4 separate regions of the Homo sapiens genome follow, and all the other regions are linked to region 4. Evidence: chromatin loops called from intact Hi-C (ENCODE). Cell type or tissue: CD4-positive, alpha-beta T cell. All regions are shown on one strand. Region 1 overlaps KCNS1 (potassium voltage-gated channel modifier subfamily S member 1). Region 2 overlaps MATN4 (matrilin 4). Region 3 holds the start of MATN4 (matrilin 4). Region 4 has its middle 14 kb from the start of LINC01260.

Evidence for each region. A loop is a pair of places that touch in the nucleus more often than their neighbours do. Peaks named below come from ENCODE experiments on the same cell type or tissue, not always from the same donor. Only the 100,000 strongest peaks of a DNase experiment are listed, where the experiment ranks them.
Region 1: a loop joins it to region 4, with 4 times the contacts of the local background. A loop is called at or near these places in 3 of 110 quality-filtered maps.
Region 2: it touches region 4 in a loop (5-fold over the local background); 6 of 110 quality-filtered maps call a loop at or near these places.
Region 3: it touches region 4 in a loop (7-fold over the local background); 3 of 110 quality-filtered maps call a loop at or near these places.

What each region holds. Positions count from the first base shown.
Region 1 is chr20:45,091,012-45,099,011 of GRCh38, forward strand. KCNS1 (potassium voltage-gated channel modifier subfamily S member 1) reads right to left here. Exons shown (of 4, transcript NM_001322799.2): 3 at 6,651-7,684; 4 at 203-4,329. The coding sequence ends at 3,859. Among named protein-coding and RNA genes, the nearest start is that of KCNS1, 6.1 kb to the right of the region's middle. In CD4-positive, alpha-beta T cell, CTCF peaks have their summits at 4,981 (motif pointing left) and 5,180; DNase peaks (open chromatin) are centred at 4,960, 6,910 and 7,550; H3K4me3 peaks cover 486 bases; H3K27me3 peaks cover 1,748 bases.
Region 2 is chr20:45,290,129-45,298,128 of GRCh38, forward strand. MATN4 (matrilin 4) reads right to left here. Exons shown (of 10, transcript NM_001393530.1): 8 at 7,790-7,942; 9 at 3,780-3,887; 10 at 3,322-3,697. The coding sequence ends at 3,639. LOC105372630 (a long non-coding RNA gene) reads left to right here. Exons shown (of 3, transcript XR_936763.3): 3 at 1-224. Among named protein-coding and RNA genes, the nearest start is that of RBPJL, 13 kb to the right of the region's middle. RefSeq lists a silencer at 3,700-3,759. In CD4-positive, alpha-beta T cell, CTCF peaks have their summits at 929 (motif pointing left), 3,814 and 4,013; DNase peaks (open chromatin) are centred at 943 and 3,783; H3K4me3 peaks cover 916 bases; H3K27me3 peaks cover 1,522 bases.
Region 3 is chr20:45,308,028-45,316,027 of GRCh38, forward strand. It overlaps MATN4 (matrilin 4), which reads right to left and starts at 272. Exons shown (of 10, transcript NM_001393530.1): 1 at 148-272. It overlaps RBPJL (recombination signal binding protein for immunoglobulin kappa J region like), which reads left to right. Exons shown (of 12, transcript NM_014276.4): 2 at 116-224; 3 at 1,540-1,665; 4 at 3,562-3,632; 5 at 3,812-3,927; 6 at 4,194-4,368; 7 at 5,441-5,578; 8 at 6,008-6,117; 9 at 6,386-6,538. RefSeq lists a silencer at 3,596-3,645. In CD4-positive, alpha-beta T cell, a CTCF peak has its summit at 3,764 (motif pointing left); a DNase peak (open chromatin) is centred at 3,724; H3K27me3 peaks cover 2,200 bases.
Region 4 is chr20:44,681,507-44,689,506 of GRCh38, forward strand. No RefSeq gene overlaps it. Among named protein-coding and RNA genes, the nearest start is that of LINC01260, 14 kb to the left of the region's middle. RefSeq lists silencers at 2,081-2,140, 3,742-3,861. In CD4-positive, alpha-beta T cell, CTCF peaks have their summits at 2,252 (motif pointing left), 2,458, 3,884 (motif pointing right) and 4,085; a DNase peak (open chromatin) is centred at 3,865.

The DNA.
Region 1 (8,000 bases), 410 kb after region 4:
GTACCAGTGGAAGAATGAACTTATAGCTGGATTCATGAACAGGATATGCCCCATAGGGTGTCTTTCCTTTGGGGAGATCGGTATATGTTGGTTATATATAAGAGAGTTTCCTTATGTTAGAAACATGCATAAATCGTGTGTATGGGAAAAGGATGGGAGTGTATGGTATGCTATTTTTGCTTATCAATAACTTTTGCCTTTCTTTTGGTGACAATAGGTGGTCTTTTATTTGGGTAAGTACCTTTCCTCCAACTGCCGCAAATACTAATACGGTACCTTGCCCTCCATCCCTCCCAAGAGAGAGGCATATGACTCAAGTGAAATCAGACTCTCTCCTGGGATTGGAACTGTGAGCAGGATGATACAGGGAAGGAAGTTGACTGGAGGCAGATCATGTGGGTAGCAGTGTCTTAAACAGAAGGTTCATGAGTCTTGCTACTGAGGTCCCTAGAGCTCCCCTCATTCCTGTATTTCCTGAGGCCTCGTCAGTCAGCTCTTCCTTTGGTCGGGTGAATTTCACAGATACCCTTCTGTAGTGGGCCAGATGGTGGCCCCAAACACCTGTCCATATTTTAATCTCTGGAACCCGTAACTATTACCTTATTTGGGAAAGGGTCTTTTTGCAAATGTGGTTAAGTTAAGGATCCTGAGATGAGGTCATCTTGGATTATCCTGGTGGGCCTAAATGTCATCAAAAGTGTCCTTGTAAGACAGAGGCACTGGAAGACTTGACATACACAGACACTGAAGTGAGATCAGAGGCAGAGACTTGAGTGATGCAGCCACAGCCAAGGAAAGCCAAGAATGGTGGCAGCCACCACAAACTAGAAGAGAAAAGGAGAGGGTTTCCCCCTGGAGTCTCCAGAGGGAGGGTGGCCCTGCTGACATCTTGATTTTGGATTTCTGGCCTCCAGAACTGTCAGAGAATACACTTCTACTGTTTTAAGCCATCAAGTTTGTTTGAATTTGTTACAGCAGCTGCTGGAAACTAATATATCTTCCAATAAATTCATTTTTTGCTTGATGTCAGTTTGTTGCTTATACCCTCAAACTCTAATTGTTAACAGTCATTCATCACTTTAATTATTTTATAAATTACCCTTTTTGACCAAGTTTGTTCCAACTGAATTCCTGTCACTTGCAACCTGTTCTGGCTGGCACAACCACAAAGTTTGTGCCAAATCCAGGACTGGAGCCTGAGAATGTGGATTCCAAGTCATTCCACATATTGCCCACCCTCTCCAATCACTCAGACAGCATGTCAGGGAGCCATCTCCATACAAGCAGAAACACGTCCTGGGGCCCAGCTCTTTATTTGCATAATGGTTTTCACTGATACATGGGAAGGGGAGCGAGTTGTTGCTTTTCTGCCAGGACCACAAACAGCCTCATGGTAGGCTCAGGCCAGATGATTCCCTCTTGAGCTTTCTCCACATCAGTATTAGGGACCTGTTTGTAGGGTCAGAAAATATGGAAGCCGTCGGGTTTCTTGGTGTGTTCTGCAAGACCATAAGGGTGCTACACGCAGCCCTTCTGATCTGCCCCTAACCTGGGTTCAGCTGGGCCTAGATGTAAGGAGCAGAGTGTGCAGAAGGGCTGGTATGTGTGTGGTGAATTCAAGGGAGGCCCTTTGCTGCTTAGCTCCATCCTCTGTTCCAATCTGGAGACCCAGAATCCATGCGTATGTAGGGGGCCCACTATGTACTAGGCCCTGTGTATGACACACACCTTCACACATGCCATTCTCTCTGCTTGGAGTACTCCCCCCTGGAACCTCATTTGCTTAATTAGCAATTTATCATTTGGATGGCAGGTTAGATTGTCACTTGCTCAGGAAAGCCTTCTCACTTTCTCGGGCCATGGTCCCTGATACATTATACACACCTGTACTTAGTAGAGCTCGCTATATTTATGTGATTATTGCATTAGAGTCTATCTTCCCTACTAGTCGGTAAGCTTCATGAGTATAGGGATATATTTTTCCACCACTGTATCTCTTGAGACTAGTAAGCAGCCCATAAGTCAGAAGCCAGTATATCAGAGTGGCTGGGCATAACACAACGGCATGTGTGTCTGTTTGTGGGTGGCAGCGGGGGAGACACTATGGGGAACCTGAGAGTGCATGCCTCACGCAAAGGCATTCAGATTCTTAAAATATAATAAAAACACTGTTGGACTAAGCCGAAACATGACTGCAGGCCACACATGAAGCCCCAGTTTAAGACTCTTCCAACGGGTATTTGTTGAGTGAGTGAGTGAAGAACCTACAAGGAATATATTGTAAAAACTTCAAGAACCAAGCAGGGACAGGGCAGGCGGAGCTGAACGGACCTCCTTTTCAGTCTTGTTCACACCTTTTTGAGGGCCAGGTCTCTCTCTGGCTATCTTTTTTTCCCCCTCTGAGCTTGGCACCCAGTGGGCTGTAGGAATTGGTTGATCTATTCAACATTTACCAAATACCTACTCTGCACCAAGCCCAGAGTTCAAGCAGACAATGTCTTCCATCTTGAGGCTCAGGGTGATGGGACAGAGATAGCCACAGTCAGACAACAACAGCACAGTGCTGGGTGCTGTAGCCACAGTATGTGGAAAGGGCTACTGGATCCCCTCCTCTGACTTTCTCAGCAAGTGAAGAGAAGATTCAGCAGGTGGGTATGAGAGATATGCCCCCAGCAAGGGTGAGGGGGCTGGAGCTGGCCAGAAGGGAGAGGACTCTCACACATGGGCCTGGATGGGTACTCTAGGTAGGGCTGGACAATGTAGGGCTGGACGTCTGTGTGATGGGCAGAAAGGAACTGCCAAGGTCAGACTGTTGGGGGAGGGTCTTAGAAGCCAGTATTCATATATGTCAGCCCTCTGAACATTTCAGAGCTGAGCTGGCTTTAAGTTAGAGACCCCTCTGCTCTCCTTGGCTTTCATTGCCCTCTGGGTCACAGATTCTGACCATTTGACAGAGGGGCTGGAATCTGGACTTGGGGGCAGGGATTGGACCACTTTACACAGCAGGTCTTGGCGCAGCTAGGTTGTCTAGATCTCAGGCCAGGGGCCCTTCAGATTTTCTTTCTCTCACATCAGCCCTGGGAGGAAGGTCGGAAGATTATTGCTTAGCAAATCTTGCATACCAGCTAAAGAGGCAAGTACAATGCTATGGTACTTCCTCCCAGGACTCATCCTCCTTCCCTCCAGGACTCATCTTTGATTGCTGACTCCTGTTGGATGCTCCTAGAAAGGAACCACAGCTGAGATCCAGAGCTCCTATATCCAAATCTCCTGTCTGGACCCTTCCCTGGCTCTGAAAGGGATTTCTTATCTTGTGGATCAACTCTGGGGATCCATGAATCACCAAAAAACACACGCAAACTTCATGAGGGCAGAAGAAAGATGGAGTTGATGGAGCATTGCTCCAGGCACACCAACAAGCCCAGATTCCAAACCTGACTCTGCCACTTCTAATTGTGACATCTGGGAGAGGCATCGCTCATCTCTTAGCCTTGGTTTCCTCATCTGTGAAGTGGGGATAATTCTCTTTCTCCAACACAAGGCCAAACATGACCTGGTTCATGTACAGGAGGTGCTCAGGAATCATTAGTATCCTTTCAACTTCCTCCCTCTGGCTCATGCCTGCTTCATGAATGGCTTGGAGGCAGGTTTATAAAGCTTTCTGAGTTGCTTGCAGAATCTCACAGAATCTAGGGTAGCACTGTCCTGTCCTGGGCCTTTGGAGGAAGGAATGCAGCTTTTGAATCTCATTTCTCAGGACAGCATGAGTGATCCTGGGAGGCTCACTACCATGAAGAACTTTAGCAGGGGAGGAATCTCTACTGTAGGGGCATGGCAGGGGGTCACGGATCCCTGGTTTTAATACATCTGAGGGTGTGGAGGCTCACTGGGGGCCTGGCTCTCTAGATCTGCAGACTGTCCCTCCTGAGAGGTTTCTCGGGATGTCTCCAGAGATGCCTCCGACACCCCATCAATGCTGCTCAGCAAGTCCTCAAACTCTTGGTGGTTGCTGTTGCGCACGGCTGCCTCCAGAGCCTTCTGGCGCCGGTAGAAGTGGGAGAACTTGTTGAAGATGATGGTGATGGGGAGTGCTACCACCAGGATGCCCCCTAGGATGCAGCCTGAGGCTGCCAGCTTGCCAGCCACCGTCACTGGCACCACATCCCCATAGCCCACGGTGGTCATGCTCACTGTGCCCCACCACCAGCAGGCTGGGATGGTGTTAAAGCCCACGTCCTCCTCCTTTTCAGCTGTGTAGGCCACACCAGAGAACACTGACACACCCACAGCCAGGTACAGCAGCAAGATGCCCACCTCACGGTAGCTGTGCTGAAAGAGAATGTAGAAAGCCAAGTCAGAGTGGATGGGCTTACAGTCCTGGTATTAGGCATATGGGGAAACTGAGGCCCAGAGAGTATAAAGGACAGGTCCAAAGTCAGCAAGATAGAGCTGGTGCTAAGGCCCAGGTCCCCTGACTTTAAACTAAGACCTTTCAACTACAGTTGGCAGCAAAACCCCCTGGTATTGCGCACAGGCCTAAGTTCTATTGTCCAAGGTATCTGCTAGGCTACAGCTGTTTTTTCCAACTCCGGGGTTACTGGTGGCACCACAGCCAGGGAATGAAGAGCTTGTGATTTTTACACTGTTGCAGAACCAAGAGAACCATAGTTTATATTCCACAATGCAAAGAGTTGGTTTCATGTACTTTTGACTGGTCTGAAAAGTATAAAAATATTTTTTGCTCCTCCAGGAAGCTGAGAGGACATAAGTCCCCTGGACCACCCACAGAATTCACTTTCCTATGGCTGTGTATGTTTGCTTTGTCCCTGAGGCCAAGCTCTAGGGCAGTGATTCTCAAACAGGGTGGTTTTGCCCACCACCTCCCCGCCTCCACCCCGCAAGGGACATTTGGGAACGTCTAGAGACATTTTTGGTTGTTGCAACTGGGACAGGTGTGCTACTGCCCTCTAGTGGGTAAAGGCCAGGGATACTGCTAAACATCCTAAAATGTACAGGGCAGCTCCCACATCAAAGAATTACCTGGTCCCAAATGTCAGTAATGCGAGGCTGAGAACCCCTAGTCTAAAGCAGAGTCTCTCCAACTTTAATGCGTGCAGGAATCATGCAGGGGTCTTGGCAGAACGCAATCGCATAGTCTTGGGTAGAGCCAGAGAATCTACATGTCTAGAAAGCTTCCAAGTGATGAGAAAGCTGCTGGTGGTCAGGGGCCTCACTTTGAGTAGCAAGGCTCTCATCTGGAGTATATTACACCTGCATCTTAGACCCTGGCAGCTCTGATTAGTAATACTCTTCTCCCCTACTGAAGACAAAGCTAGTAGTGTCAGGCCCTGGCTCTCTGCATGGAGGGGACAGGGCAGCGTTCTGGGGCACAGGGATCTTCCCTGGGGAGATGCTGAGCTCAGGGGGTCTGCTGAATGTAATTCCTTATACCTGCCCACTGCCCTAGGATTCTGCCTAGGTCATCTGCCAGCACCCAGTATCCTGAGGGCATACAAGAGGCTTTACTAAGCCATGGGTGGAAGGGATCTTTCTTTTAGCATTGTCTGGGGATTATCAGTAGGGTCGCATGGAGCTTTAGGAGAAAGAACATGAGGTGCTGGAGCCAGGCACAGGTGGGTTCTTCTCTGGGTTCTACTGCTTATTGAGGAACCTCCAACAAGCACTGTCACCTCTGGGAGCCTCAGTTTCCACCTCTGCAAAGCAGTGACAATAACCCTTACCTCTGTTTAAACCTCTCACGAGCTCTCCTATACCCTCGGGACCAAGTCCAAAATCATGTGCCAAGACTTCATGACCCTTCGGTGCCCTGCCCCGCTCGACTCTTCAATTTCATCTCTGGGAATCTCCTTCCCTCCATGTCCTCCTCCCAGCATTCATCCTGTTCTCTCTCCAGGCCTCGGCACACGCCGTTCGCCTTGCCTCCCTCTTCAAACCATGCTAATTTCACCCCCCTTGAGTGCAAGCTTGCCAGGGCAGTGATTCACCCACAATGCAGCACCTGGCACAAGGAGGATGCTCAGTAAACTGCAACCAGGCTTTACAGAGCCAACCCTTCAACCTCAGCTTCTTCATCTACGGGAAGAGAATAAATAATAGCATCTTCCTGAGGAAGTTCTCCTAAGGACTAAATTGATAATGGATGTGAAATTGGCACAGATTTAGTGCTCAGTAAGTGTTAGCTCCTGGGGCTATTCCTAGACTTTACCTATTAAGAGTGACCTATGGTTATCAGAGCCCCCTGATAGTGCCAGAAGAAAGGCTCTAGCAGAAAGCCAGTTAGCATCCTGCTTTGCGCATCTTTGTGATATATATAATTTGATGTTTGATAGATATATCAAAAGTGATCTTTGTCTTTTTTCTTCGTTTTGAAAAAGAAAGACAAGCAAAGCTATGCCCCAGTTTTCTCCCCAGGAAAAAGAGATAACGGTAAGCCCTTCTTCACAGGGCTGTTGGGATAGTCACACTGCATGTGAAACGTACACCTGGTGTGCAGCCCTGTGCCTGGCACAAAGGACGGCATCTCAGTTGAACGTTAAGCCTGGACTCGGCAGGCTTGTAAGTTCACCTGCTAACCTGCCGGATGGCTACACCCGCCCACCCCAGCTCCAACCTGGCCTCAGAGGCCGTACCTTGAGCGTGGCTCCCAGCGAGCGCAGCCCGGTGGAATGGCGCGCCAACTTGAGTACGCGGAAGATGCGCATGAGGCGGAACACCTGCACCACCTTGCCCAGGTGGCCGAACTCCTTGCCGCCCTGGTCGCCCAGTGCCACACCAGCCAGCAGCGTGAGATAGAAGGGCAGCACAGACACAATGTCGATGAGGTTGAGCGGGTGGCAGAAGAAGTTGCGCGTACTGGGCGCCAGCAGGAGGCGCGACGACACCTCGAAGCTGAACCAGGCGATGCAGAAGTACTCGAGGCGTCGCAGCACCGGGTCGTCGCGCACGCCTTCCGGGCTGCGGCCCGCGGCCACCGCAGCCACGGCGGCCGCCGCCTCGCGGGCCTGGTACTCGGGCAGGCTGTGGATGCACATGGCGGCGATGGAGGCGAGCACCACGCTGATGGAGACGCAGCTGAAGAGCTTGCTCGGCAGCGAGTAGCCCGGGTTCTCCATGGTCAGCCAGAGGCGGCGGCGCAGGCGGCCACAGCGCGCCGCGCCATAGCGCGCCAGTTCTCGCTGCACGTCGGAGATCTCGTCGGGGCACGGGTCCACGCTGCTCGGCGTGTCGCTGTCCTCGTCCCAGGCGTGCGGCTGGGTCAGCCGCCTCTCCAGGTAGCGCGCGCGGCAGCACGCGGCAAGCGCGTTCTCGCCTAGGCCCCAGTAGTCGGCCTCCTGGCCAAAGGCGAAGACGCACAGCTCGTCGAGCACGTGCAGGTGGCCAGTGCGGTAGAAGTGCAGCAGGCTCAGGAAGAAGCCCGGGTGCCGGTCGAAGTAGAATTCGCGCGCCGCCTCGTCGTAGTCGTCGCACAGGCGCCGCGCCTGCTCCTCCGACGCCGCGGCCTGCAGGCGGCCCAGCCGCGTGCCCGGGAAGCGCGCCAGGGCGCGCGCGCTCAGCTGCCGCCGCACGCCACCCACGTTCACGCGCAGCGCCTCGTCGCTTCGCCGCCAGCGGATCCCGGTGTCGGGGCCCGGGAACTCGCTCACAAAGGTTTCAGTGCTCCTCCCTGCGGACACCAGAAGGGCGCGCTGAGGAGTTCCCGGGCTTCCCTTCCTGGAAGACCAGGTTAAAATCCCCTCCTCCATCCAACCAGCCAAGGGGTGTTGGAGGCTGTGTGTGAAGCATCTGGTATGCAGGAGGCGCTCAGTAGATGTCAGGTGCCCTCTGGACTCAGAGTCAGGCCTGGCTTTGACTATCCTTCATCCCCATCATTTGACTTTGGCCAAATCACTGACCCACCCCACCCCCATTTCATTTTTCTCCTTTGGAAAGTAAATGCTGAGATCTACCTGGAAGGATATGAAAGCGATGGAATCGCAGGA
Region 2 (8,000 bases), 610 kb after region 4:
GCAGAAATGGAGAGAGCTGTGAGCTAGAATAGAAGAAGAGAAAGGCCAAAAACCACGGAGAAACAGAGCCAGACAACACAGAGGTGAAATTCAGAAAGCGAGTCCAGCACTTGGCTGAAGTTACAGGCCCTTCCTGCCCTGCCCTTTCCCACCCAAGGCCATGCCTAGTTCATGTTACTAAGTCTAAGAAACAGCTCCAGAAGTGGCATCTCTGCTAACCACTAGGGAAGATATTGTCGTTTTTTAATGATTCAAACTCTCCAGGGAACCAAGAAGGCTGAGGGCGCTGAGTTCTCTCCACACACCTGGGCTCAGGACTCCCCCAATATCTACGTGCTTTATTCCTGATCTTAACAGGCTCTGAAAGCCACATAAACCCGTGCTTGCCTGGGTACCAAAAGACCCGGGCCCGGGGGTCTTTGTTCGGGCTCGGTGCCTTCTCCATCTAAGCTTTCTTGGCAGTGTTACTCTCCTCACACTGTTACTTGGGTTCTCACTTTCTGTTCTTGAGTTAATGGATGTTTGTTTTCCTGAATTCACGGGTCCTTTGTAAGTCTTCTATCCCATAACGTAAGATGGGGGTATAAACAAAGAAGCAAGCGCTAGCTGACCTTATGTGGGGCATGGTTAGGGAACAGGAATTCCCTGTATCCAGCAGGGTTAAGCTGGTAGGAGGAAAGGGAAATGAGAGAAAGGAATCAAGAAGTGAGAAAGGGAACCAGTACCTGTCAACACCAACACACACCTGGTAAGTAGCAGGGCTGGTCTTCAAATCCAGGACTATGGGGCCACTGCATGGGAACAGAAGCAGCTTGTAGACTTCGGTGGTGGGGCTGCCAGAGTCGGGGAATTAAGGGAGGACAGGCTCTGCAGCCCAAGTGCCAGATGCCAACGGCCTGCGAAGGCTCTAGGACCCAGCTCCAAATCAGTGCTCCCGGCGCCATCCAGTGGCCATTAGGGAGATTGCAAGAGAAAAAAGCATGAGAAAAGAAACCCCAGAGAAGCCAGTGCCTGCCAACTCCAGGGAAGAGGAAGGAAGGAGCCTGGCCTTTGCCCTCAGTGCCCCCTATCAGTTGACTACCCTGCTCCAGTTTGACCTCCCCACTAGGCTTCTTCCTGGTGCAACTGATGTTTTCTCTCTGTGTGACCTTGGGCAGGCAACTCTGGCCTCTAGGCCTCAGTTTCCCCAACTGTAAAATGAATGGTAAGGCAAGGTGAGGTCACATGCCAAGTCCATAGGTCTTTAGCTCATCTGATCCTCATGGCCAGGTAAGATGATCATTCCCATCCCCCCATACTCCAGTCCCTCCTGACCACGCATAGTTCAAGCTTCACTCACCTGTAAAGTCTTCCATGGCCTCCTGCGGAAATTCCAGCCACCGTTTAAGGATCACCTCTCCAGGATTTCTCCCTCCTCTCATCTGAAGTTCCCTCTTTCTGCAACAGTCAGGTGGACCTCAGCCCTTCTAGCCCGGAGCTTCCTCAGCTCAAGAGTTTTTCTCAATCATCAGTTTCTCCCTCTTCACCAAGCCTAGCAAGGTGCCCGGCACAGAGTACTTAAGAGCAGCTGCTCTGAAGTCAGTCAGCCTGGCTTCAAGCCCCATGTGGTAGGCAGAATGGCCTTCCCCACAAAGATGTACACATTTTAATCCCCGGCACCTGTGATTTCACCTCACACGACAAAAGGGACTTTGCAGATGTGGTTAAGATAGAGAGCTTGAGGCTGGGCGCGGTGGCTCACGCCTGTAATCCCAACACTTTGGGAGGCTGAGGCAGGCGGATCACCTGAGGTCGGAAGTTCAAGTCCAGCCTGACCAACATGGAGAAACTCTGTTTCTACTAAAAATACAAAAAATTAGCTGGGAGTGGTGGCATACACCTGTAATCCCAGCTACTCAGGAGGCTGAGGCAGGAGAATCGCTTGAACCCAGGAGGCGGAGGTTGCAGTGAGCCGAGATCGCACCATTGCACTCCAGCCTGGGCAACAAGAGCAAAAACTCCATCTCAAAAAAAAAAAAAGATAGCTTGAGATGGGATTATCTTTGATTATCAAGGTCATGCCAATATAAACAGAAGGGTCCTTATAAGACAGAGACGGGAAGGTCAGAGTCAGAGAAAGAGATGTGCTGATGGAAACTGAGTCTGAAGTGATGTAGGGCCATGACCCAAGGAATTCAGGTAGCCTCTAGAAGCTGGAAAAGGCCAGGAAACAAAAGCCTCTAGAAGGAATAAAGCCTTGCCAACACATCTTAGACTTCTGACCTAAAAACTGTAAGGTAATAAATGTGTGTTGCTAGCCACTCAATTTGTGGTAACTTATTAGAGCAGCCATAGGAAACATCCTGGTTCAGCTTCGTACTGGTTATGTTACTGTTGGAAACTTAACCTTTCTGTGTCTCAGTGTCCTCATCTGTAAAATGGGGATGATAAAGGCAATAATTCTTATTTCACTGGTTCCAAGTATAAAATGAAAATACCTGCAAATCAGTTACAATAATGCCCAACACTAAATATGTTAGCTGTTACTATAAGAACAGTTAATAGCTACCATTAATTGAGGGATAGGTACAAGGCACATGCCTTAGAAGAATGTCCTTGATTCTCCCCATCACGCTTGGGGGTAACAATTCCAGTCTCCACTTTGCAGATGAGGAAACAAACACAAAATAATTTTCCCCAAATCACTCTAGGACTGGAAGCATTTTAAACTTCGTTGTTTCTTACATGCACTCGGGAAATGGTACTGGTTTGTGTTCTTTGCTGATAGAGGTGTTTTGGGAGGGGTTGATAAGATGACAGAAGGAAGGCCACAGGCTGGACAGACAGGGGTCCTAGCTGATACCTCCTTCTCTTCCTACCTAGTGCAGGAGAGAGTTAAAATCGGTCAAAGCTCATCTATCCACTCCCACCCCATCCATTTAGGGGTTCAATTACTGCCTCTCACTTTCCCACCAACGCCACCCCCGCACCCCTTACCAGCGCTCAGTACTAGCAGCTTTTGAGCCAGATTTGGGGGCATCATGGGATAGGCGTGGCCGGGAGCGAAGCGTTCAGTCCGCTGGGGAATGGAGTGGCGCAGACTTACTCAGACCCCAAGGATTCCTGTTGAGCCCCCTCCCTTCCCGCAGCCTGCATAAGGAGCCATCTGTTCTCGGCTGAATAAACAAGCAGGGGGAAGCAGCGCCGGGTCTCCTGCCCCCGAGCCCGACCCCCGCACAATGCGCCTTTCTCCAAGGAGACGCCGCCCGGGCGCCGCCACAGCACGCTCCGTCTGGCTTCCCCTCCCCCAGGCGGCGCAGCAAGACCCAAAAACGGACCCCGTGGAAATCAGTTTTTTTTATTTTTTTAAGAACACAAACAAGAAATCCAACAAAGAACTGAGCGCAGCACGCGGCGAGGGCGTGCCGGTCTAGCACGTGCCCCTTCCCTCACCACCCGCTATCCCCCTGACGCCGCAGTCCGCCTAATGGTCCGGGCGAGGCCAACTCAGCTCAATGCCGGAAGCCCGCCAGCGCCTCCGCCCCGACAGCCCAAGCCGGACGGGCCCAGGTTCTGCCTGGCCCCGGCGCACCGATGGCGCGCAAGGGGCACCGTCCGTGGTGCCGCGCCCCAGCCCGGGTCTGGGCCGTCCGTGGCCCTCACTTCTGGTTGGCCAGCTGGTTCTCCAGATCCTCCAGGCGCGCCGTCAGCTGGGCCAGTGAGCGGTTAAGGAGGCCGTTGGGGTTCGCCGAGGTCCCTTCACTTTCCCTCCAGCCCGCGCCACCAGCCCCAAAGGATATGGTTCAGCGTCAGGCTCTCGAGCGCCCCCAGCGTGCGGCCCTGGAACTCCACGAGGCTTTCGCATTCGCATGGGCTCCGAAGCTCTGTCCCTGCGCTGATGCCCTCCTCTGCAAGCCGGACACAGAGGGTCAGGGGGATGAGAAATTGCCCTAGCTTTGGCCCTCTGATTTCCCTGCACTGGGCCTATGGTTGAGTATATGGGCTTTGGATTTAGAGAGACCTGGGCTGAGTCCCAAGCTAAGTAGCTGTGAGATACTGAAAAACTCACTAACCTTTCTAAGCTCAGTTTTCTCATCTATAAAATGGATATAATGAAAGAGTGTACGCATTAGTGGCTTCGAGGATTCATTCACCTGTGTACGTGTGTGTGTGTGTGTGTGCTCACGCACAACTTACAAGACTGTTTCTCAAACCTTAATGCTCATTGGAATCATCAGGAGAGCTTGTTAAAATATAGATTCTGCTTCAGAATGGAGAAGAAGCTCAGAAGGTACATTTCTAATAAGCTCCCAAATGATGCTGATGCTCCTGGTCTGTGGACCACACTTTGTGTAGCACTCTCCAAATAAAATTTTATGCAATGATGAAAGTGTTCTACATCTGCCCTGTCCAAAGCAGTAGCTACAAGCCACATGTGGCTGTTTAACACTTCAAATATGACTGGTGCTACTAAAGGACTAAAATGTATTTTATTTTAATCAATTGTAATTAAATAGGTACTGCCTACCTTTTTGAAAAAGCACAGATCTAGAACACTGCCTGGTTCAAGTAAATACTTTACAGCAGGGGTCCCCAATCCCCAGGCCATGGACCAGTACCAGCACATTACATGGACCAGTACCAGCCCATGGCCTGTTAGGAACTGGGCCACACAGCAGGAGGTGAGCAGCCAGCATGCAAGGGAGCTTCATCTGTATTTATAGCTGCTCCTCATTGCTCCTATTACAACCTGAGCTCCTTTCCTGTCAGATCAGTGGCATTGTTAGATTCTCATGGGAGCACAAACCCTATTGTAAACTGTGCATGTGAGGGATCTAGGTTGCAGGCTTCTTATGAAAATCTAATGCCTGATGATCTGTCACTGTCTCCCATCACCCACGGATGGCACCATCTAGCTGCAGGAAAACAAGCTGAGGGCTCCCACTGATTATACATTATGGTGAGTTGTATAATTATTTCATTGTATATTACAATGTAATAATAGAAATAAAGTGCACAATAAATGTAATGTGCTTGAACCATCCCAAAACCATTCTCCCCACCACCATCATGGAAATATTGTCTTCCGTAAAACCACTGCCTGGTGCCAAAAAGGTTGGAAACCACTGCTTTATAGTGTATTTCAACTAGACCAGTGATTCTCAAAGTGTGGTCCTTGGACCAGCAGCATCGGCATCGTGTAGGAATTTATCAAAAATGCTAATTATCAGACAACACCCCAGACTTGCTGAATTAGAAAATCTAGAGTTGAAGCCCAGCAATTTGTGTTTGTTTTTGTTTTGTTTTTTGAGCTCTGTCTCCCAGGCTGGAGTGCAGTGGTGCAATCTTGGCTCACTGTAACCTCTGCCTCCTGGGTTCAAGTGATTCTCCTGCCTCAGCCTCCCGAGTAGCTGGGATTACAGGCATGTGCCACCATGCCCTGCTAATTTTTTGTATTTTTAGTAGAGACGGGGTTTCACTGTGTTAGCCAGGATGGTCTCGATCCCCTGACCTTGTGATCTGCCCACCTCGGCCTCCCAAAGTGCTGGGATTACAGCCATGAGCCATCATGCCCAGCTGCAATTTGTGTTTTTAAAGGTCCACCAGGTGATTCTGGTGTGACCTAATTTTTAGGAACCACTGATCCTGATCCAACTCTATCTCCCCACACATCAACATCTTGGGGGTTGGGCAGGAGGCCTTACAATTAAAACTGGCACATGTTTTTTCTTAGCAGTACATAAGGTAGTGATGAATCTTAAAATGAATGGTATCTTAGATTCACTGAAATTCTATAAGCATGTGCCATTGTTAAGATTACAGGGAGGCCAGGTGCTGTGGCTCACACCTGTAATCCCAGCACTTTGGGAGGCTGAGGCGGGTGGATCACGAGGTCAGGAGATCAAGACCATCCTGGCTAACACGGTGAAACCCCATCTCTACTAAAACTAGAAAAAATTAGCCGGGCGTGGTGGCATGCGCCTGTTGTCCCAGCTACTCGAGAGGCTGAGGCAGGAGAATCGCTTGAACCTGGCAGGCAGAGGTTGCAGTAAGCCGAGATCGCACCACTGCACTCCAGCCTGGATGACAGAGCGAGACTCCATCTCAAAAAAAAAAAAAAAAAAAAAAAAAAAGATTACAGGGAATGACATAGAAAAAAAAAATGCTACAATAAAAGTACCTTAGGAAAAAAAAGAAAAAGGATTACACGTGGTGAAATAATAAGCACAATACCTGCCATTTAACCTTTGAAAACACTGCCATAATGATTTAAAAGTTGTCTCTTCATCTTAGTCTTATATGTACTATGAACAAACTGCTGGAATCCAGCAAAGACCCCTAACTTCACAGATTTGTTTCTCTAAACAAAGGGTTGGAGACAGGGAACAGTCATACCACCAATTGATAAAGAGCTTCAACCACAAAACCCAGACTTCTCTTAGAACTCTAGAACTAGAGGTAACCTTGGGCAGCCAGTGCCTCTCCTGTTACCGAAGAGAAAAGTTAAGGTAGGTGTGGGGTAAGTGACTCGTCCAAAGTCACACTGCAGGGCCCATAAGAGTCACATAGGAAGAGCTCTGAAAGAGCCCCTAATCTGAAAGAGCCACAATAATTAGAATTGGCTGAGAGCGGGGAGGGAAGGAGAGTTGGGGGAAGGACTGTATGTGTATATTTGTATGTGTATATACATGCACGTGCATGTGCATGCATACACAAACACATATTATATAATATAGTATATATAGTATATTATATATACTTTTTTTGAGACAGGGTCTCACTCTGTCACCAGGCTGGAGTGCAGTAGTGCAATCTCGGCTCACTGCAACCTCCACCTCCCAGGTTCAAGCAATTCTCCTGCCTCAGTGCCCACCACCTTGCCCAGCTAATTTTTGTATTTTTTGGTAAAGACAGGGTTTCACCATGTTGCCAAGGATGGTCTCGAACTCCTGATCTCAAGTGATCCAGCCGCCTCGGCCTCCCAGAGTGCTGGGATTACAGGTGTGAGCCACTGCGCCCAGCCCCCCTACATATATCTAAAAAAAAAAAAAGGCAAATTCTCCAGACCCAAACCAGCCCTACTTAGTCTGTTTCTGGAGCTGCAGTCTGATAAATGGGAAGAAGAGTCACATCTTAAGCCTGGGCTAGTGTCTAAAGTCTCTAGGGTAAAAGTTACCCTGGAGACATTCCCTGTATCACCTAGAGCACAGTACACTGCATGCGATTCAAGAGTCCCCTTCTTCACAGGTAGAGTCAGTCTCTTTTTCCTCAGCTGAGCACCAGATGATGAAGTAGAGGGATTGCACTTATGAGGTATGTTGTCCCCAATAAAAAAAAAAAAAGTCTTTGCATACTTAAAATATATTCAGTCCTGCCACTTTGCCAAGTTCATAAGGTTGAATTCTAACAAGTTCAGGGATATATGCTGTGGCTCCACTTACAAATGCTGTCTGGTGTGCCTTCAAAAAAATTTCCCAAATTATTCTGAACCTCCACTGATTTGGGGGACAGGTAGCCTAGTCTAGGATTTCTTAGACTTTAATATGCTTACAAATCACCTGAGAATCTTGTCGAAGTGGAAATTCTGATTCATTCGGTCTGGAGAGCACCAGAAATGTTTCAGTTCTAAGAAGCTACCGGGTGACCGCCCTGCCGCTGGCCTGCAGACCACATTTGGAGTAGCAAAGCTCTGTCTAGTGAGCCCAACCTCTGGCTATAACTACAAAGTGGGCAGGGAGTGAATAGGAAGGGGAGATATCAGAGGACGGGCAATGAGAGAGAGGAGGAGCCCCGAGAGAGATGCGCTCACCTGGACAGATGCTGCCTCTGAGGTTCTCCAGCAGGTGCGTCATGGTGCCGAAGTCCGGGGCATAGGACACGTGCAGTTCCGCTGGCTCCGAGGCGATCTCGCGCAGCTCCGCCTCCACCGCCTTGCCCACGCCCACGGCGTACATGACGATGCCTGCAAGGCCGGGGTCTCAGAGGGTGCCCCAGGCCTCGGGAAAGCTGCCTCCCAGCGT
Region 3 (8,000 bases), 630 kb after region 4:
TGGAAAGGACCCTGCAGAAGTGGGGAAGGGCACTGCAAATCAGATAGGGCACCCTAGGCAGCGTCTCTGCTAAAATACACTCGCCTGACCTGGCTTGATGCCTACTCCCCTGCAGACCCCTCAGTGCCTCCCAATCCTTTGACTCACCTGAGCCTGCAGGACAGATCAGAGATGCAGCTGCAGAGCGAAGCCGACAGGCGGAGCCTCCCGGGCACTTGGACCAGGTAACGGCGGCGTGGCAGCGTGCCCTAGGTGGGGACTGCCAGGCAGCTGGAGCACACAGAGGCAACGGCCGCATTTAACCCAGGGCTGGCGGGTGGGGAGGGGAAGTGCAGGCTGCAACCCCTCCCACTGGCAGGGAGGGATCCCCCCTTCCTCCTGAGGGGGGGCAAACCCAGCACCCCCTGCTCCTACCACGCTTGGAGCTGCAGACAGGGCTAGCTGCGGGCCAGGCTGGAATTCAGCTACAGCGGGAGACTGGGGAGACCGGGGCAGCCACACTCCACAGCCGGAATTCATTGGAAGCTTAGAAGGCACTTCCCTGAGGAGAGCCCCAAGGGGTGGAGCGGTCCTGGCTGTGGCTGCTGCCTGTCTGGCCTGGCTTTCGAGGGTGCGGTCTTGCGCTGTCCCCTCCAGGAGTGAGGAGAGACTCTGGTCCTGCCAAGAGGAATAAGGGCTCAGAAGGACAGCCTCAGTTTTCATGGCTCTCCTTGGGCCTCAACCTGCTAACCCCCCAAATCTCTCCCACCTCCCCTCCTCTACTTGCTCCCTGCAATTGCTCGGGCCTACCCACCCACACCGCTCAAGACCCCCAGGTTAAGAAGCCACCAGACCTCTAGGCTCTAACCTGGCTCACTCTGCAGGACCAATGTCATCTGCCTTGACTCCTGTAATCAAGGGTAGGAAAGCCCACACAGCAACAGGCCACTTCTCATGGGAGAAAGGGAAGAATATGGCTTTGGCCCCAGAAAGGCTCAGATTCCCCCAGGCCATCCCCCATCCTGAGGACAAGGTTTTGGGCCCTTTTCTGTTTGCAGGCAGGAGGCTAGAGAGCGCTCCAGGCCAGGAGCCCAGGAAAGGCTCTCCCTTCCCCTCCCTCCTCACCCCCCACCCTGCCTTCCCCAGGGTGGGGAAGCTTCATCTCTACCAATTCCATCAGCCCTAAAATACTCTTCTCCATCCCAAGGCCAGTATAAGTGCAGCCTTTGTGTCACAGCCACGTGTCCCTATGGCCCTGGGCTCCAATGGGCATGATGCCAGACCCACAGAGTGGAACCTGGGTGGTCCCATGGGTTCCATGCAGGCTTCGTTGAGCACCTTGCAGCCTAAATATTTAGCCTACAATTTGCAGCCAAGTCTCCTCCTTACCTAATGCTTCCTCTTCCTGACCCCACAGGGGCAGGATATAGAGCAGCCCCACCCTCCCACTCACTCTAACCCCCTGCTCACTTCATTTTACTCAACCTGAGTGCTTGGACCCTGTGCCACCTTGACCCTTCTCCCTCCTGTGGCTGGTCGACCTGCCTGCCCTACTCCCAGGTCATCCCCAGAGCACACCACCATTCTGAGGGGAGGCGTGCGCAGGTGCCTGCAGCAACAGTGTGAACAGACTGTGCGGATCCTGCATGCCAAGGTGGCCCAGAAATCATACGGAAATGAGAAGCGGTAGGTGCCTCCGCAGCCCCTCCCAGGTCTCTGCAACTGTCAGCCCTATGCACCTCCTCCATCCACCCATTGGGCCTCTTTTAGACGCAGAGCAGGCCTCAGGGCTGAGATCTCAGCTATTGGTCGACCAGGGCCTTGACCCTCAGCCACCATTAGCCCCCACTTTGGTCTATAGTTCTACAGCAGGAGATTCCCTGTGAATCTCCTGTCTCCATTCATTCACTCATTCTCCCATTGATTCACTTATTCATTCATTCAACAACTACTTACTGAGTGTTTGTCATGTATGCACCAGGCTCTGTGGGTACTGCTGGGCACTGGGCATACAGCTGAACAAGACAGAAACAGCCCCTGCTCTGTAGCCCACACTCTCACTCAAGTGTGGAAGAGACAGACAGTAAACTCCCCACAAGTCAGGAAACAAGATACTTGCAGATTATGATGAGCACTAGAAGGAAAACTGAACGAGGCCATTTGACGGAAACTGAAGGCAGGGGGGACATTAGCTAGAAAGGTCAAGGAGGTTGAGAGACCTTTTGGGAGGTAACATTGGAACTGAAACTTGAATGCTGAAATGGAGCCAGACAGGAGAATATCTGGGGAAAGCGTGCTACAATTAGAAGGAACAGAAGGGCCGGGCGCGATGGCTCACACCTGTAATCCCAGCACTTTGGGAGGCCGAGGCGGGCGGATCACCTGAGGTCAGGAGTTCGAGACCAGCCTGGCCAATACAGTGAAACCCCCTCTCTACCAAAAAATACAAAATTAGCTGGGCATGGTGGCGGGCACCTGTAATCCCAGCTGCTCAGGAGGCTGAGGCAGGATAATTGGTTGAACCCGGGAGGCGGAGGTTGCAGTGAGCCGAGATCATGCCACTGCACTCCAGCCTGGCGACAGAGCAAGACTCAGTCTCAAAAAAAAAAAGGGCAACAGAAAATGGGAAGACCTTGAGGCTGTACCAATTAGGCCTGTTTGAGGTACAAAAGAAATGACAGTGGCTGAAATCAGAGGGAGGAGTTGTAGGAAACAAGTCAGAGAGGTAAGCAGGGGTCAGATCTCAGGAGGACTTTGAATTTTAAACCAGTGGAGGATTTTAAGGAGTTAACATGATTTGACTCATGTTTTTAACAAAACACTCTGGCCAGCCTGGTGGCTCATCCCTGTAATCCCAGCACTTCGGCAGACCCAGGTGGGCAGATTGCTTGAGCCCAGAAGTTCCAGACCTGCATGGGCAACATGACAAAACCATGTCTGTACAAAAAACACAAAAATTAGATGGGTGTGGTGGCTTGTGTCTGTAGTCTCACCTACTCAGGAGGCCGAGGTGGGAGGATCAGTTGGGGAGGCAGAAGTTGCAGTGAGCCCAGACAGCCGAGATCAAGTTACTGCATTCCAGCCTGGGCAACAGAGCAAGACCCTGCCTCAAAAAAAAAAAAAAAGAAAAAGAAAAAGAAAGAAACAGGAAGGAAGGAATGAAAGAAAAAAAGAAAGAAAGAGAGAGGAAGGAAGGAAGGAAGGAGCACTCTGGCTGCTGTGCGAAATGGGAAGGAGATAGAAACAGAACTTTCTGGAAATAGACCAGTTTGAAGGCTGATGCTGTGGTCCAGGCAAAAAGTAATGGCGGCTGGGATGAAGGGCGAGGTGGTAAAAAGCCAGTGGATTCTGGATATATTATATTTTGAAGGTGGAGTGGACAGGACCTTCTGATGAGTTGAATGAGGGGTGTAAAAACAATAAGGTTTGGCTATGAATGGGGTTTACAGTCGTGAAAAAGCGTTGCGGGGAGCGGGAGGAGGAAACGAAGGTTCTGCTGGGTTTATGCTACTACCTTGCCGTGCTTACAGGAGAGCCAAGTGGAGATGGATGCACGACTCCAACACTCACTTATCTCCGCAGGTTCTTCTGCCCCCCGCCCTGTGTCTACCTCTCGGGGCCTGGCTGGAGGGTGAAGCCAGGGCAGGATCAAGGTGAGGGCGGAATCAAGGGCTGCCGGCCGCCTGCTCTGTAGGGAGGACCACGAGATTGGGCCCGAGACGGGGCGGTTCGCAGGCGCAGTCTCCCCGCGCCCTCTGGCGGCGAGCGCTAAGCTTGCCTGGCACCTGCGTCCTCCCGAGTCCTTGCAGAGCCAGTTCGCGTCCCTTTCCAGCTCACCAGGCGGGGGAAACGGGGCCCACGGTCTGCGGTTACATGGGACTGGACAGCGCGTCCGGCAGCGCCACTGAGACGCAGAAGCTGAATTTCGAGCAGCAGCCGGACTCCAGGGTGAGAGCGCACGGGAAGGGGTCCGATTCCTGCTCCCATCCCTGCCTCTCCTGGGAAAGGAGGGCTCCTTTACTCCCCTCCGAAAGCCAAGAGATAGGTGGGGAGACCGGGAGGCCGGGGTCCTGCCTTAAGGCCGAGCCTGAGAGCCTGGATGGTGGAGCTTCTGGTCACCTCCGACGGGGCGGACGTCCGATATCTGGGAGAGGTTGGTTCATCCGACGGGGGAGGGCTGGGATGAGATGGCCCTGTACCTGTGAGCCCCCTAGGAATTCGGCTGCGCCAAGACCCTGTACATCTCAGATGCAGACAAGAGGAAGCACTTTCGGCTGGTGCTGCGGCTGGTGCTGCGCGGGGGCCGGGAGCTGGGTACCTTCCACAGCCGCCTTATCAAGGTCATCTCGAAGCCCTCGCAGAAGAAGCAGTCGCTGAAAAACACCGATCGTGAGCAGGGCGGGGCCTGACCCCCGGCCCGGGCGGGGAGGTGCAACCAAGCCCAGAACGGCTAAACTGGGGCGCGGAGGTGGGGGTAGGCTGGGCTTAGGGGTCAGAGTGGAAAAGGTGGAGTCGGAGCCGAGAGGGGAAGGAGTCTGGATGAGTGGGTGCGGCCCAGGCCTGGGGATGAGAAGAGTTGGAGGATGAAAAGCAGAGAGGAAAGGGACAGATACCAAATTCCAGGTTGGGAGTTGGGGTCCCAGAGCAGACAAAAGTTGAACTAGGCAGGAGTTGAACTAGGGACAGACTAAAAGTGACATAGGTGGGGCACGGTGGCTCATGCCTGTAATCCCAACAATTTGGGAGGCCAAGGTGGGCGGATCAGTTGATCCCAGAAGTTCAAGACTAGCTAGGGCAACATGGCGAAATCTTGTCTGTACCAAAAAAAAAAAAAAAAAAAGAAAAAGAAAAATTAGCCTGGCATGGTGGCCTGCACTTGTTGTCCCAGCTACGTGGGAGGCTGAGATCAGAAGATCACTTGAACCCAAGAGGTCGAGGCTGCAGTGAGCTGTGATAGCACCACGGCAGTCCAGCCTGGGTGACAGGGTGAGATGCTATCTCAAAAAAAAAAAAAAAAAGTTTTACTTTTGTTTGTTGAACTGAAAGATGTCCAGACAGCAAAGGAACAGGCAAAGGTTCCAAAGCAGGACTGCAGCAGGTCCTGGAAAAACAGCTGTGAACTGGGAATGCCCAGTGTATCTAGGCCTGTGGGCACATTAGCCAGGCCGGCACAGGGACAGAAGATTGGAAACTGTCTGGAAAGTCCAAGGAACCAAGCCAGGACAGGGCACTGATAGCACCAACTAACCTTAACCCTCACCCTGACCCCCTCCCTCACCCTAACCCTCACCCTAATCCTAATCCTTACCCTCACCCTCACTCTAACCCTCACCCTAATCCTAACCCTCACCCTCACCCTAACCCTCACCCTAACCCTAACCCCAATCCTAACCCTAACCCTATCCCCTCACCCTAACCCTGACCCTCACCCTCACCCTAACCCTGACCCTCACCCTCACAGTGTGCATATCCTCCGGCTCAAAGGTCTCCCTCTTCAACCGCCTGCGCTCTCAGACGGTCTCCACACGCTACCTCTCTGTGGAGGATGGGGCCTTTGTGGCCAGTGCACGACAGTGGGCTGCCTTCACGCTCCACCTGGGTAATGACATCTGCAGGCCCTGGAGCTGGGCACTTCACATGCATTAGCTTATTTAACCTCCACCACAACTCCTTAAGGAAGGTAAACTCTGCCCCATGTGATTAAGGCTCAGAAACACAAAAAGACTTGACTACAGTCCCAGTGAGCTGGTGACTGTTCCAAGCTATTCTGACTCCCTTATCCATGCCCTTTCCCCATATATCAACTAAGCTGCCTGCCCCCAACCCCTGCCCCCAGGGCAGACATTTGTGAGGATGGCCTCAAATGGCCTCTCCAGAATTAGAACCTTCAGTTGGCTCCCCTGAGTACCAAGCTTTCCCGCAGGGCCCATGTGTGATGTGAGGAAGAGCCAGAGGCAACAAGGCAGGGTTTAAGGCAGAAGCTTGGGGGCCGCTGAAAACCTTGTCCCTTGCTTTTTTTGTCCCCCAGCTGATGGGCACTCTGCCCAAGGAGACTTCCCACCGCGAGAGGGCTACGTTCGCTATGGCTCCCTGGTGCAGCTCGTCTGCACGGTCACCGGCATCACACTACCTCCCATGGTATAGGAAGGGAGGGCATGCCTGGAGGGGTCCCCTCAGATCCATGCAGAGAATGTGGCACACACGGGCAGGGCTGGAGAGTGAGGCCCCAAGGCATGGAGACACCTGTTCTCACCCAGTGTCGCGTAGGACCAGACAGAAGTCAAAGGGCAGGGGGAATCTGCTAGTGCCTGTGTGGCTATTGGAGTAGCAGACAGCCGGCTAGGAGGGCAGCCTCTGGACGCCCGGGCTCCTTGCCACCACTGTTCTTACCATCCTTCCATTGCAGATCATCCGTAAAGTAGCAAAACAGTGTGCGCTCCTTGATGTGGATGAGCCCATCTCCCAGCTGCACAAGTGTGCATTCCAGTTTCCAGGCAGTCCCCCAGGAGGGGGTGGCACCTACTTATGCCTTGCCACAGAGAAGGTGGTGCAATTTCAGGTAAGAAGCAGAGAATACCAGCACCAAGTGTCCTGGAAAGGGAGAATGCAGAGAACCACAGAATGTAAGATCATCACCCTCACCATGGTTGCTACTTCCTGAGCAGCCTCCCATGGAACATTAAAATCATAGACTCCCAGGACAGAATCATAGGATGTAGAAAAATAGTAATAAGTAATAGTATGAAGCAATATTCCTTCCCAAAGAATTTTAGAGTCATAAAATATTGGGATATAGCCAGGTGCGGTGGCTCATGCCTGTAATCCCAGCACTTTGCGAGGCTGAGGTGGGCAGAACACCTGAGGTCAGGAGTTCGAGACTAGACTGGCCAACATGGTGAAATCCCATCTCTACTAAAAATACAAAAATTAGCTGGGCATGGCAGTGGGCGCCTGTAATCTCAGCTACTCAGGAGGCTGAGGCAGGAGAATTGCTTGAACCTGAGAGGTGGAGGTTGCAGTGAGCCAGGATCACACCATTGCACTCCAGCCTGGGTGACAAGAGCAAGACTCCATCTCAAAAAAAGTAAGTAAATAAATTGGGATATAAAATTGTAGGATGTAAATAAAAATCATGATAGGTAATAGAGAGCAGAGAATTAATGAGCAAAGACTATTCGAAGCACAGATAAAGACACAGAATGTGGAAAATTATAGAATGTGGAAAATAATAATTATCGTTAAGCAGTAGTACTCCCAAAAGAATATTATCATAGAATGTTACGAGATAGAATTATAATATGTGGAAAATAGCAAGTATTATTCCTTCCCCAAGAATATTCCTTCCCAAAGAATATTAAAATTGTAGATTATTAGAGCATAGAATTGCACAATGTTAAAAAAAAAAAAATTCTGGAATCCCAAGAAAAAAGACCCTTAGAAATCAGCTATCCCAGGCCGGGCCAATGGCTCATGCCTGTAGTCACAATACTTTGGGAGGCTGAGGCAGGAGGATCACGAGGCCAGGAGTTTGAGACCAGCCTGGCCAACATGGTGAAACCCTGTCTCTACTAAAAATACAAAAAAATTATTTGGGCGTGGTGGCTGGCACCTGTAATCCCAGCTACCCGGGCGCCTGAGGCAGGAGAATCATTTGAACCCGGGAGGCGGAGGTTGCAATGAGCCAAGATCAGGCCATTGCACTCCAGCCTGGGCGACAGAGCGAGATTCAGTCTCAAAAAAAAAAAAAGGAAGAAAGGAAGGAAGGAAGGAAGAAGAGAGAAAGAGAGAGAGAGAAAGAAAAAGAAAGAAAGAAAGAAAAGAAAGAGAAAGAAAAGAAAAAGAGAAAGGGAAAGAAAGAAAAGGAAGGAAGGAAAGAAAGAAAAAGAAAGAAAGGAAAAAAGAGAGAGAAAGGGAAAGAAAAAGAAAAGGAAGGAAGGAAGGAAAATAAAGAAAAAAGAAAGAAGAAAGAAGAAAGAAGAAATCAGCTAGCTCAACAAGCTTTCTTAACGCTAAGTGAGAGA
Region 4 (8,000 bases):
TGTCCCTGATGTGTGAACAAATGCAGGATGGAAAAATACTCAGTGTAGTCATTTTAGCTAATATATATTTGTTAAAACATCCAAATATTTTTTTCGAGCTCGGCGCTGTGTGCCAAGCTCCATGCTGGCTCATGGACAAAGTCAGGAAAAGAACAAGCAAAAATGAAATTCCTTCTTGTGTCGGGAGTGGTGGGGTTTTGGGGGACAGGTATCTCCCCTTCCCCATGTTTTCTTCTCAAACTTCCTCCACTGTTGTTATATTACCTTTGCAGTGATAAAACCAAGAGAACAGAAGAAATACTTCTGGACCTAAGGATGAAAGAATGATGGGAGAAACATTTCTTGAGCCAGTCCCTTTCTGCGTTCTTATTTTGTGGAATCCGCACACATCCCCGAGAAGCTTAATAAAAAGGGCTACTATCATGACACTTACTGTGTGCCTTGCCGGTTCCACCTGTTAGGTGCCATTGTTGTCCCCATTTTACAGATGAGGAAACTGAGGCGGGGCAAGGAGATGCCCTTCTGCTTGGTGGTCTATCCTTCAGCATTACCCACACACATGCAGAGCTACATATAAGCTCACGTTCACACTCGGATTCACGTCTGCACCCATGGGCACATGGAGGATCGCACAAGCCACACTCAGACACACATGTGTGCTCACACACAGGGCTGCCCATGTCCACAGGTATGTGCATGGGGACACGCATGTATATATGTGCATATTCCCATATGCACACAGCACAGGTCAAACACTTTTGGACACACATCTGCCTGAGAATGGGAAAAGGGGTGCAAGATAAAGGGGCAAAGTCTGGCTTTTGCCTCCTCCCTGCACCTGCTACCAGCTGTGTGCAGGACTGGGTGGGGCAGAAATAGGTGGCTCTGAGCTCAGAGGGCAGAGGTGGCCTTGCACTAGAAATCCACCTGCCAAACTTCCAAATGGGCTACAGCGACTAAGGGGCCTCACCTGCTGGGCAAATCCCCCAGCTGGAGGGTGTGCTCCAGATCCTCCAGGGGTCCCCAGGGGGTTGAGAAGATGAGGGGCACACCCAGCAGCCCCTAAGGGAGGAAGCGTGGCCATACTGGCTAAGGGGGCGCACTCTTCTTGCAGGCCGCCTGATCAGATGCCTGTAAAATAAGACAGCTTTACAAAGAGGGTGTCGGAATGTGAGGAGGCAGAGGGACAGGCATGAGTAGAAAGACCTTCCTCAGGACCTGAAGTCCAATGATCCTGGTCCTGCGTCCCACTAGCTAGGTGATATTGAACAAGTCACATAACCTCTTTGAACCTCAATTTCCTCATTTGTAAACTTTGCACAAATCATTTCTTTGACTGCTAAACAAGTATGTTTTGAGGACCAACGACATGCCAGGTACGGTGCTGGGCACTGGGAAAACAGCAGCAAGCAACACAGACATGGGCTTGCCGTGTAGAGCCTGCAGAATTAGGGAAAGGATAAATGGAAACATCTCACACATAGTAAGTGCTCAGTTACGTTCCTCCTGGTCTCTCTTTTCTACCATTGTAAAGGCGATGCAATAACATAGAAAGTTGGGAGAATGGGGTGGCGGTTGCTGAGGGGGGAACTCTGTCATCCAGAATCCCACCACCCCAACACAATGACTAGCTTCATTTTTGCCAATTTCATCAGCTCATGCAGGGGTTGACCTGCTGTAGGGCACTCAAAATATTCAAACCAATTAATGCATTGCATTTGTGATCAGAAGAAAAAAGCTAATTACAATGTAACAGATTTACCTGATGCAAAGCAACGCAAGCATGGCCATCCCTCTGCATATATGGAAGCTTTTCCTTTTGGGGGAAACAGCAATATTTCCATTTTACGGAAAAAGAAATGGAGGCACAGAGAGGTCAAGGCACTTGCCCAAGGTCACACAGACAGAAATGCGAAGAGCAGCTCCAGAGGCCAGAACTCCTGCCCATCCTGTCCAGGACTGTGGGATGCATCCAGGGACGGACACTGGGGCTGTGGGCTGGATGACTTGGCTGCCTTTGCATTGATTGGAGCTGTTTAGGGAACCTACCCCAGCCACTAGCATCCAGTCCTAGAGACACAGAAAATTCACTGGCCAGCCTCACTTTTGAGCCCAGAAACCCCTTACCCTTCCTCCTGCCTCTTGAGAGGCCAGTGTTAGGTGTTAGCCGGGGTGCAAAGCTCTGGAAGGCAGGTTTCTGCTTTCTGCTGCCCTCCAGTGGGCAAAGAAAGCAAACCTCTGGATCCATCTGGAAGCAGGTAGCAGGTGTTGCCCAAGTCAGCTGCGGCTAATAGTAATAATAATGGCTGCCGCTCAATGAGCACTTACCACGTGCAGACGTTTTTACACCTAATCTAATGTAACCTAACCCCTTTAAGCAATTTAATTAACATTTAATTCCTCTCTCAAGGTAGGAATCACTTCCTATATACCCATTTACATACATAATCTGAGACTTAGAAAAATGACTTCCCAAAGTCACAAAGCTGGTCAGTGGCAGAGCCGAGAGTGCAAGTCCTTGGAGATCAGAGGAGGAAGAGACCATGATCCTGGACCAGGAGACAGCCCTGCATTCTTGGGCACAGAGGTGAATTTACTGTGAGGCTGGTGACGCATCAGGGCTCCTGACTTGCATGTCCTCTCCCAGGGCCATGGAGGAACTTTCCAACGCATTCGCATGGGCATATGTTTCACATTTGCAAAACTAACACATTTCAGTTGCAATTGGCTGAGACCACTATCTCTCTCCACTGCCTAGAATAATGTCTTCACATAGTAGGTAATAAATATGTGCTAATAAATCCATTTTGTGTTTAATAAATCATGTTGAATGAATGGGTAGAGAAATGAAGGAAGGAAGGAAGTGGCATTTAGTTCAATCTTGAAGGAAGGGCAGGATTTGAGAGAGCGTTCCTCATGTAGCCTAGTGGGCCCCTCCACACACAGACCATCCAAGGCCATGAGTGGCCTTGAATGCCAGGGTGAGGAATCTGGCCTTAGGTGGTAGGCACTGGGGAGCCATGGAAGGTTGCAGAGCAGAGGAAGGATATGAGTGTAATTGTCAATTAGGCAAGAGTTGAATGTCAAATAAGAGGACAGGGCCCTACAGCGGGGGGCCAGAGTGGCTCAGATAAAACTCCCCTCATCCAGCACCACACAGAGAGCTGGTGCTCAGCCAGTGTGATCACAGAAGCCTCTGCTGGGGTGTCTATAAGCTCCCTGGAAGAAGATATCCAAATGCTTTGCATGTGTGGCTTTGTGTATGTGTGTGTGTGGGGGGGGGAGGGGAGGTGCTGAGTGTGGATTTGCTCAGCACTCTAGTGTGCCCAGCCCAACGTGGGGGAAAGGTCAAGGCCCTGTCTGGCTTAGGCAGGGAGTTCTCAGCATTGCAGTATGACTGAGCCTCTGGCTGGAAAGTAAGGGAGCCAAGAGAAAACAGGTTTAGAAGTTGGCTAGGCAGAAGTGGACCTATGAAATTCCAGCTGCACCAGCTGCTTCTTTTGCTAAGCTCCCGTCATCCTTTCTCTCTCTCCACTGGGTCTTTCTGAATGTCAAGAATCCCAGCCACTGTTTAGTTAGCACTTGTTTTTTGCCACACTCTGTGAAGCACCTTCAAGCCCGATCACCGGATTATTCCTCCAACAACGCCGAGAGTGAGAAGAATGGCTATTATTTCGATTTTATAGGTGAGGAAGTAGAAAGCCCAGAGAGGTGAAGTTGCTTACCTGAGGTCACATAGGAGTCAATGGTATACGTGAGATCAAACCCAGACTCCAGAGGCAGCCCCCCTCAGTCGCCAGCCGTCCTGCCTCCTCTCCTGGTCTAAGCTGGGGAGGAAAAACCCATCTTGGCCAGCAGGGGGCGGTGTGCCCTCAAGGATAAGCCCTGCTTCCCAGAACTCAGACAGAATTTGCCAGCAAGACAACAGCACGATTCTGAAATATCTGGCTTTGAGCCCTCATTTAGTCCCAACTCTGGTGGGGCCTGGAGAACGGGGAGAGGGGTGAGAGAAGTATAAAATAGCCCTCAAATTGGTGAGCCAATGGTTCACAGAAAGGAAAGCGCAGCGGCATTTTAACATATAAAAAGATTCTCATTTTCACTCCTAGGAAGAGAAACGTGTTAAACCCACACCACCTGAGCAGGCACTGTTTTGCTATCAAACTGGCAAACTTATGCAGGTGGGGATATGGAGACACACTCCTTCTTACATTGTTGGTGGGATTAAAACTTGGTTTTGGCCAGGTGCGATAGCTCACACCTGTAATCCCAGCACTTTGGGAGGCCGAGGAGGGCGGATCACCTGAGGTCGGGAGTTCAAGACCAGCCTGGCCAATATGGCGAAACCCTGTCTCTACTAAAAATACAAACATTAGCTGGGTGTGGTGGCACACGCCAGTAGTCCCAGCTACTCGGGAGGCTGAGGCAGGAGAATCACTTGAACCCAGGAGGCGGAGCTTGCAGTGAGCTGAGATCTCGCCATTGCACTCCATCCTGGGCAACAGAGTGAGACTCCATCTCCAAACAAACCAAAAAAAAAAAAAAAAAAAAACCAGAAAAGAAAACTTGGTTTAACACCTATAGAAGCTAATCTGGTAACATCTATCAAAATTAAAAATGCACATATCTAACAGGTATGCATGATACATTCATCAAAAGACTTGAACTAGACCTGCATGATCTGATGTGGAGCCACCCACCACATGTGGCTGCTGAGTCCTTGAAATATGGCTGATCCAAGCCTGGCTGACATGGCAAAACCCTGTCTCTACTAAAAATACAAAAATCAGCCAGGCGTGGTGGCACGTACCTGTAGTTCCAGCTACTTGGGAGGCTGAGGCACAACAATTGCTTGAACCCAGGGGCGGAGGCTGCAGTGAGCCAAGATCGTGCTACTGCACTCCGGCCTGAGCAGCAGAGCGAGACAGTCTCAGAAAAAAGAAAGAAATATGGCTGGTCAAATTGAGATGTGCTGCAAGTGTGAAATATATATGGGATTTTGTATACTAACAAAAATGCAAAATGACTCCTTAATAACTTGCTAATATTGATGATGTGTCGCAATAATATTTTGGATAGATTGGATTAAGTAATTTTTATTTTTGTTTTTTATTTTTTTGAGACGGAGTCTCACTATGTCGCCCAGGCTGGAGTGCAGTGGCATGATCTTGGCTCACTGCAACCTCTGCCTCCCGGATTCAAGTGACTCTCCTGCCTCAGCCTCCTGAGCAGCTGGGACTACAGGCACCTGCTACCACCCGTAGTTAATTTTGTTTTGTATGTTTAGTAGAGATGGGGTTTCACCATGTTGGCCAGGCTGGTCTCAAACTCCTGACCTCAAGTGATCTGCCCACCTCAGCCTCCCAAAATGCTGGGATTACAAGCATGAGCCACTGTACCTGGCCTGGGTTAAGTAATTTTTAAAATTACTTTTACCTATTTCTTTTTCTTTTTTGAATGTGGCTGCTAGAAATATACATGGCTTGCATTGTGGATCATATTATATATTTTTACCTTTTTATTGTGGTAAGATATGCATAACATTTACCATTTGGACCATTTTTAAGGGTCCAGAAGTTCAGCTGTGTTAAGTACATTCCCATTGTTGCGCAACCATCACCATCATCTACCCCCAGAGCGTTTTCATCTTCCCAAACTGACACTCTGCCTCTATAAAACAACAACTCCGCTTGCTCCTCTCCTCCCAGCCCCTGGCAGCCACTATTCTACTTTCTGTCTCTGTGAACTGGACTATTCTAGGTTGCCTCATACGGGAGAAATCATATACAATTTGTCCTTGGTTGCTGGCTTATTTCACTCAGTATAGTGTCTTCAAGGTTCACGCATGTTGTAGCATATGTCAGACCTTCCTTCCTTTTTTAAGACTGAATAATGTTCCATTGTAAGGATATACCACATTTTGTTTATCCATTCATTCACTGATGGGCATTTCGGTTGTTTCCACTTTTGGCTATGGTGAATAGTGCTGCTGTGAACATTTTGGTACAAATATCTGTTTGACTCATATTTTCAGTTCTTCTGTGTCTATCATATTTTATTGGACAGGACTATGCCAGTGATCTCCATAGCCACATAATTTGAAATATCCCTAAACCAGGAACTACCCAAATGCTCATCGACAGCAGAACGGATAAATTGTGGTATCTTCATACAATGCAATACTCCAGTGAGAATGAAAATGAATGAACAACTACACACAGCAGTGTAGATGGAACTTGCACACATATGTGTCGAGCAAAAGAAGCCACACGCAAAATAATACATATTGTGTGATTCCACTCACAAAAAGTTCACAAGAGGCAAAACTAATTTATGATGTTAAAGTCAGGATGATGGCTGCTCTTTGGGGGCCATCTGGGGGCTTCTCTGGGGCTGACAATGTTCTGGACACCATCTTCAGGAGCGTGGTCACTCCGTGAAAATTCATCAAGCTAAGCACTTGGGATTTGTGTGCAACTTTGTGTATAAGTTAGACTTCCATAAGAAATTCCAAAAGATGCTTTGATCCAGCAATTCCACTCTTAGGAATTAAACGACAGATATATTTTCATATGTGTGAAATGAGGTGTGTACAAGATTATCCACTGCCGTTTTTATCAGCAAAAGATTGGAAACATGCCATCTCACACCTACTAGGATGACTACTATTTTTAAAAAATGAAAATAAGTGTTGGTGAGGATGTGAAGAAATTGGAACCATTGTGCCCTGTTGGTAGGAATGTAAAATGGTATAACAGCCACGGAAAACTGTACAGCAGTTCCTCGAAAAATGTAAAATAAAATTACCTTATGATCCAGTCATTCTGCTTGTGGGTGTGTGCCCAAAATAACTGAAAAGCAGGGTCTTGAACAGATATGTGTACACCCGTGATCATAGCAGCACTATTCACAATAGTCAAAGGTGGAAGCAATCCAAGTATCCAACAATGGACGAATGAATAAACAAAGTGTGGTCTATATGTAAATGGAATATTATTCAGCCTTAAGGAGGAAGGAAATTCTGATAGATGCTACAGCGTGGATGACCCTTGAGGACACTATGCTAAATGAGATGAGCCAGACAAGAAGGCACAAATACTGTATTATTCCACTTAGACAAAGTATCTGTCTAAAGTAGGCTGGATGCGGTGGCTTACGCCTATAATCCCAGCACTTTGAGAGGCCAAGGTGGGCAGACCACCTGAGGTCAGGAGTTTGAGACCAGCCTGGCCAACATGGTGAAACCCCATCTTAACTAAAAATACAAAAGTTAGCCAGGCGTGGTGGTATGTGCTTATAATCCCAGCTACTGGGGAGGCTGAGGCAGGAGAATCGCTTGAACCCGGGAGGCGGAGGTTGCAGTGAGCCGAGATCGCGCCACTGCACTCCAGCCTAGGCGACAGAGTGAGATCCGTCTCAAAAAAAAAAAAAAAAAAAGTAGCCCAATTCATAGGGACAGAAAGTAGAATGGCAATTCCAGGAGCTGGGAGGAGGGGGAATAGGATGTTAGTGTTTAATGGGTACAGAGTTTCAGTTTTGCAAGGTAACATTTTGGAGAGGTTTGGTGGTGATGGTTGCAGAACAATGTGACTATATTTAATGCCACAAAACTGTACACTTCAAATGATTAATTAGCTAATTTTTGGTTTTTTTTTTTTTGAGATGAAGTCTCGCTGTGTCACCCAGGCTGGAGTGTAGTGACGTGATCTCGACTCACTGCAAGCTCCACCTCCTGGGTTCATGCCATTCTCCTGCCTCGGCCTCCCTAATACCTGGGACTACAGGCACCTGCCACAACGCCCAGCTAATTTTTTGTATTTTTAGTAGAGACGGAGTTTCACCGTGTTAGCCAGGATGGTCTCGACCTCCTGACCTCGTGATCCACCTGCCTCGGCCTCCCAAAGTGCTGGGATTACAGGCGTGAGCCACTGTGCCCTTCCTAATTAGCTAAATTTTATGTTATGTATATTTTGCTGCAATTAAAATTTTTCAAGTGAGGT